Regions from separate parts of the Homo sapiens genome. Here region 1 is linked to region 2. A link is a contact called in ENCODE POLR2A ChIA-PET data. All regions are on one chromosome and are shown on one strand. Each heading gives the region's core, a stretch centred on a gene start or an enhancer-like site at or near the end of the contact. The rest is flanking DNA. Distances are from core to core; before and after follow the strand shown. Region 1 holds the start of C1S (complement C1s). Region 2 holds the start of SLC2A3 (solute carrier family 2 member 3).

What was found. ChIA-PET counts read pairs that join two places held with the same protein, here RNA polymerase II (POLR2A).
Region 1: POLR2A ChIA-PET joins it to region 2 with 10 read pairs in A673. The contact joins the promoter of C1S here to the promoter of SLC2A3 in region 2. POLR2A ChIA-PET finds 5 or more read pairs at or near these places in 3 of 52 experiments (A673, activated T-cell and endothelial cell of umbilical vein).

Annotation. Positions count from the first base shown.
Region 1 is chr12:7,059,378-7,062,683 of GRCh38, forward strand. It overlaps C1S (complement C1s), which reads left to right and starts at 1,341. Exons shown (of 12, transcript NM_001734.5): 1 at 1,341-1,500; 2 at 2,462-2,540; 3 at 3,098-3,305. The coding sequence starts at 2,536. RefSeq lists enhancers at 928-1,429, 1,430-1,929.
Region 2 is chr12:7,934,716-7,937,618 of GRCh38, forward strand. It overlaps SLC2A3 (solute carrier family 2 member 3), which reads right to left and starts at 1,472. Exons shown (of 10, transcript NM_006931.3): 1 at 1,305-1,472. The coding sequence starts at 1,319. RefSeq lists an enhancer at 1-533 and a silencer at 1,601-1,650.

The DNA of each region.
Region 1 (3,306 bases), core at 91-2,590, 880 kb before region 2:
CATGCACATTTATTAGGTACCATAGTGTGCAAAGCTTGTTCACTCGAATTATTTCATTAGGTCCATCTGATAGTCATGTAGGGTAGGCAGAACTGATAGGATTTCTGTTTTATATTTGAAGAAACTAGGTCTGTCAATAGTGAGCCAGGTTTAAAAAAAAAAAGAAACTAGGAAGTTAGGTGATGAGCCTAAGACATCACCACTGGTGAGGAGCAGAGCTGGGACATGAGCCTATCTTCTGACTCCAGGCCCAGTGCTAAGCCAACTAAAGGGGCATAAAGGGGAGCTGAGATCAGGGAAGGCTCTGTGGAGTGGCACTGCCCCTCAGTCCCTTGTCTGCAATTCTAAAATCCAAAGGACTCTGAAAACAAAGTCTCTGTCTTTTTTTTGTAATGGGATCTCATTCTGTTGCCCAGGCTGGAGTGCAGTGGTGCCCTCTGCAGCCTCGACCTCCCTGGCACAAGTGATCCTCTTGCCTCAGCCTCCTGAGTAGCTGGGACTACAGGCGTGTGTCACAATACCTGGCTATTGTTTTTTGTTTGTTTGTTTTCAAGTTTGGGACTAAAACTCAATTTGGCAGCAAAACCTGACCCGAACTGATGTGATTTGTAATCTTTAGTTATCCATTTACCGTAAGATCAATGTGTTTAGCTGCAGAAATCTTAATGTTTGTTAATAGGGGGTTATCCTGGTCCATAAAGGGAGGGAGAGGAGGAGGTGTTACCTAATATTGGGTCCATGGACTACATAGCCTAAAAAAATCTATAAAATTTCAAAACACACCTGGCTTCAAGGGTTATGGATAAGGGAGTCTGGGTTGGATCTGAAAGGGGGCTTGGTTGTGGGGTAGAATTTCGATGTTTGGAAGGGATGTGGAGGGATGTTATGAAGAGGAAGCCTCACGCCATACCACCTTGGGTCTTGGTGTTAAGTCATTATCAACCATTACATTTGCTTTAAAGCAGAGATGACTTACATTTCTGATAACTACTTTCCCTTAATTCATGATTCACACACATTTGGAGGGCTGGACTTTCTGGGTTTGGTTATTTCCCCTGGTACCAATCCCCGCCTTTTCCCAGAAATCACTTGACTTTCCCGAAAACTCAGAAACACACCCTTTGGCTGAAAAATAGCATTAAGCAATCGGTGAAATTCCCCATTCCTCCTTTCCCCGCTGGAGCCCTGGATAGAGGGCTCTCTGGCCTGGGAGGAGGACGCTGTCCTTGTTTCAAAAGCAGAGGGAGCTCCAAGATCAAGGCTGAGTTTCCCTAAGTCATGGTCTCCCAGCCCCCTCTGTTTAGATCAGGGAATTTCAGACATGCACACTCGGGTAGGGAATCTTATGAACAGAACCAGGACAGGGAGGCTGGCCGGAGGTTCCTGCAGAGGGAGCGTCAAGGCCCTGTGCTGCTGTCCCTGGGGGCCAGAGGGGTTGCCCAGCATGCCCACTGGCAGGAGAGAGGGAACTGACCCACTTGCTCCTACCAGCTTCTGAAGGTAAAATCCTTACAAACGAGGAGCAGAGCTTTGATGGAGGAAAAAGGAAAGGCAGAAAACTTCACGTAGGAGGGCTTGGGGCAATGATAGAGGGCTGACAAAGGCAGCATAAAAAAAGGCAGAATATAGACAACCTATTTCTCTTAGGCTCACCCCATCCACCCCTACTTCACCCCCTTACCTACCACTGTTTTCAGGGTTAAAGCAATTTTAGCAACCCTTTACTAGGAACTGTGGGGAGATAGCTTGTATTTTCAGTAAGTTGGCGGTGGGGGGCAGGGACAAACTCCAAACAAACTCTGGAAAACGAATGTAGGAAGTTTTTATGTTCCTTGTCATTTGGCTGTCCCTTTTCTCCTTCCTCGCACAACCCTGTATCAGTGGGGCAGCACTTCCTTCTCAGACCGCTTGTCCCAGGGTCCCTGCCTTCCCCTAGTGAAAGAAGCTCCTGCCTCCATCGGTGGGCGTTGGGAGCATCAGCGGAGATGCACGCAATGATAAACAGCAGACAGGGCTGCTTGAGGAGATGAGGTGATCACGGTTAAAGAAGAGGGGCTGTCCTACATGGATGATCATGATGCGCCAAGACTGTTGAAAACCTGAGTGGAAATGGGAGCATCGTTCTTGAGGGCAGGAGAGAGACTGATACCGCGGGGGTGGGGCTGGTGGAGGACAATAGAGGAAGAAGAAAACTGGGAGAAAGTACTCGATTCCTTTGGAGAAAAATTAGGAGAAAGTCTAGAGAAGCAATGAGGGAAGGATACAATTTAGCTATAGTCTAGAAAGTTAGTCGAAGTTAACTAGGGAGGGTGTGAGGGGCACGGTGCCATGTGGGGATGTTGGTGATATGGCCCTGTGTGTTATACCTTTGAAGGTGACACTGAGCCCCAGGTGACGCCGCACCACCAAAGAAGGTGCTTGTGTTTGTCAGACAAATACAGCCAGGCCTGCCACCCCTTAGGCTCCAAAGTCCGGAGGTGCAGAAAGCCAGGACCAAGAGACAGGCAGCTCACCAGGGTGGACAAATCGCCAGAGATGTGGTAAGTGATCAAGGGTCCCTGAGATGACACAGACTCCATTCCCTTCATCTTCTCAAGAAAAGCGCTCAAGGGCCAGGCATGATGGCTCACACCTGTAACCCCAGCACTTTGGGAGGCTGAGGCGGGAGGATTGCTTGAGCCCAGGACTTTGAGACCAGCCTGGGCAACATAAGGAGACCCTGTCTCTATTAAAAAAAAAAAAAATTAGCCCAGCGTCATGCGTGTCACCTGTGGTCCCTGCTACTCAAAAGGCTGAGGTGGTAGAATCACTTGAGCGCGGGAGGTCAAGGCTGCAGTGACCTGAGATCGCACCACTGCACTCCAGCCTGGGTGACAGAGTGAGAACCTGTCTCAAAAAAAAAAAAAAAAGGGCTCTTGTCTGAAGCCTGGGTTTTGGTTTGACCTGGGCCTTTTCTTTATTCCGACCTAAGATTCTCCCCCATGGCCGATTGACTGCCTCTCTTCTTCCCCCTTTCTTCTGCCTCTGGCAAATAGCGCGTTCTGTCCTAGGCTACTGGTGCCTGGTCACCCGCCAATCTATGCCTCTGTTTTTTCAGGTGCATTGTCCTGTTTTCACTTTTGGCATGGGTTTATGCTGAGCCTACCATGTATGGGGAGATCCTGTCCCCTAACTATCCTCAGGCATATCCCAGTGAGGTAGAGAAATCTTGGGACATAGAAGTTCCTGAAGGGTATGGGATTCACCTCTACTTCACCCATCTGGACATTGAGCTGTCAGAGAACTGTGCGTATGACTCAGTGCAGG
Region 2 (2,903 bases), core at 222-2,721:
AACCTTTCATATCTTAAACTCCTTTCCTTTCAGGTCGGGCAGATTAGGCAGCAGGCTGGGAGCTTCAGCAGGAGAAGTGACCTTGCCTGCAGCCTCCCAGATGTCTCAGTCCCAGCTAAGCATCGGTACCCCGGAGGGCCCTGCCAGTGCAATGCTCTGTTAAATCTTTTTCCGTTTAGTAAAAATCTCTTCTGTCTCCTCTCATCATTCACTATCTTTGAGAGCCTTTTCTTCTTTAGTCTCATAATTTTCCATCCCTTTCTTATTTTCCTACATTTTCTTTCTTTCTGCTTTGTAGAGATGGGATCTCACTATATTGCCCAAGGCTAGTCTCAAACTCCAGGCCTCATGTGATCCTCCTGCCTTGGTTTCCCAAATGCTGGGGTTATAGGTGTGACCCACCACACCTGGCCCCTTATTTTTAGTTAAATTTATCTTGGTAAAAAATGCCTTTCTTGCTGCGCGCAGTGGCTCATGCCTGTAATCTCAGCACCTTGGGAGGCCGAGGCCGGCGGATCGCCTGAGGTCGGGAGTCGAGACCAGCCTGACCAACATAGAGAAACCCCGTCTCTACTAAAAATACAAAATTAGCCGGGCCCGGTGGTTCATGCCTGTAATCTCAGCTACTCAGGAGGCTGAGGCAGGAGAATCGCTTGAACCCGGGAGGCGGAGGCTGTGGTGAGCTGCGGTCGCTCCATTGCACTCCAGCCTGGGCAACAAGAGTAAAACTCAATCAGAAAAAAAAGAAAAGCCTTTCTCCCTGCAAATAATGCATATACAACACTCAATATTTTAGTATGTCCTGCACTCACGATTTTAACCCTAATAGGAAGGACAACTGGAATTCTTTCTCCTTAGCATCCACGAACCCCATATGTTATAGGACAAACAGATGGCCAGACCCTGGCCTGTGCCTCCAAACACAGACCTTTTCAAGGTCTAATGCTTCCAGAGAAGTCTTCACACTGGCTCTGAGACCCACACTTGTAATCCATACAACCAAGCAGCCCGATCCTCTAAACACTCAACCATCTCGTCCTCAGTGGCATATGGTTACCTAAAATAAACCTGAGAAGCAAACACAACTTCTCCGGGTGACTTTCCTATGATAAGGTGAACAGAACTGTATGACATTCAAAGAGAACTGATGAAGCGGCAGCAGTGCAGGCTAGAGACGAAATGAAAAGGCCTTAAGATAGCTTGGTGACTTAGGAGAAAATAGAACAAGGAGATTACCATTAATATTTGCCTTTCTGAGTGTATCCCAAACAAGCAAAAATAACCAGTAATTATATCATTCTTACCTTCTGTGTCCCCATCGCTGTAATCTAATTCAAGTCTTCAAGAAAGATCTAGGGGTGATTCCAGAAACAGCTTTTTCAGCCAACAAAACCTTCAAAATGTCCTTCTCAGCAGCAAGTTTTCTCCACGTCCTCAGGAAGGATCCAAAGTCTTACCATTACAGCATCTCTGGGTCTCGCTGGGATCATGACTATTTATAATCTCCGCAAAGGGTGGAGCCTGAAAGGGCGACAAGCCCCCAGCCCCACCCCACCCCACCCCACCCCCCTGAAGCAATCTTGTGATCTCTCGGAATTCTGTGTTATCAGAACTACCCCCGCCCCCGCCCCACAGACAATAACGCCCTCCCTCCCCCCTCTCTTAAAACCACATCCTTCCACTCTCTCCACCCTGGGTTTTTTTTTTTTTTTTTTTTTCAAAAGCTCATCCTTACTCCTTCCCTCTTCTAATAGCAGCTAGAGCCTCTTAGTTTCACAGACAAAATACTACCAGAAAAGCCTGGAGGGAGGGCAAATACACTATTTTATGCTCTCGCATCTGCTTGGGATTAAAACAATCTACAGAGAGATTAGAATAAATCTATCCATACAAAACGAAGTCAAGTGGGTGCTACTATCAGAGATTTAAGGTTGTTAGAAAGAGTGTTAGTAAGAATTCTTGATCCTATGAATTTATAGGCTGGGTCTACAATCTTTTTTTTTTCTTTTTTTTTTGAGACGGAGTACACAATCTTAAAGGGGAGGGAAAGACAGCCTGAGAGAAGAAAATCAGGGAAATAATTTTGCCAGTGTTCCTTTCTTCGCATAATCTCACCTGGAGGGAAGAAAATCTGAATTTCTAGGAGCCAGACCAACTATCAGGGCAGTAGGAATAAGAGGTTCAACTGTTTATGGAATACAATCCATATCCTTTTTTTTTTTTTTTTTTTTTTTTTGATATGGAGTCTCTCTCTGTCGCCCAGGCTGGAGTGCAGTGGTGCGATCTCGGCTCACTGCAACCTCCGCCTCCCGGGTTCAAGCAATTCTCCTGCCTCAGCCTCCCGAGTAGCTGGGACTATAGGCGCCCGCCACCACGCCCCGCTAATTTTTGTATTTTTAGTAAAGACGGGGTTTCACCATATTGGCCAGGCTGGTCTCAAACTCCTGACCTTGTGATCTGCCCGCCTTGGCCTCCCAAAGTGCTGGGATTACAAGTGTGAGCCACCGCGCCGAGCCCTATATTTAATAAGGCATTTGCCATATCACCCATTCTGAATTCTGCATCACTTTCTGCTAGTCTCAAGCTTATAGCATCTAGAAATGCAATAAATACCGAATTCAATTAAGCAGGTATTTGCCGAATACACGCTATGTATCAGGTACTCTCCAAGAAGCTGGTGATTCTTCAGTGAATAATAGAAAAAAAGGCCGGGCGCGGTGGCTCACGCCTGTAATCCCAGCACTTTGGGAGGCCGAGGTGGGCGGATCACGAGGTCAGGAGATCAAGACCATCCTGGCTAACACGGTGAAACCATTCTCTACTAAAAATACAAAAAAAAAAAAAAAAAAAAAAAAAATTAGCCGGGCATGGTGGCGGGCGCCTGCAGTCCCAGCTACTCGGGA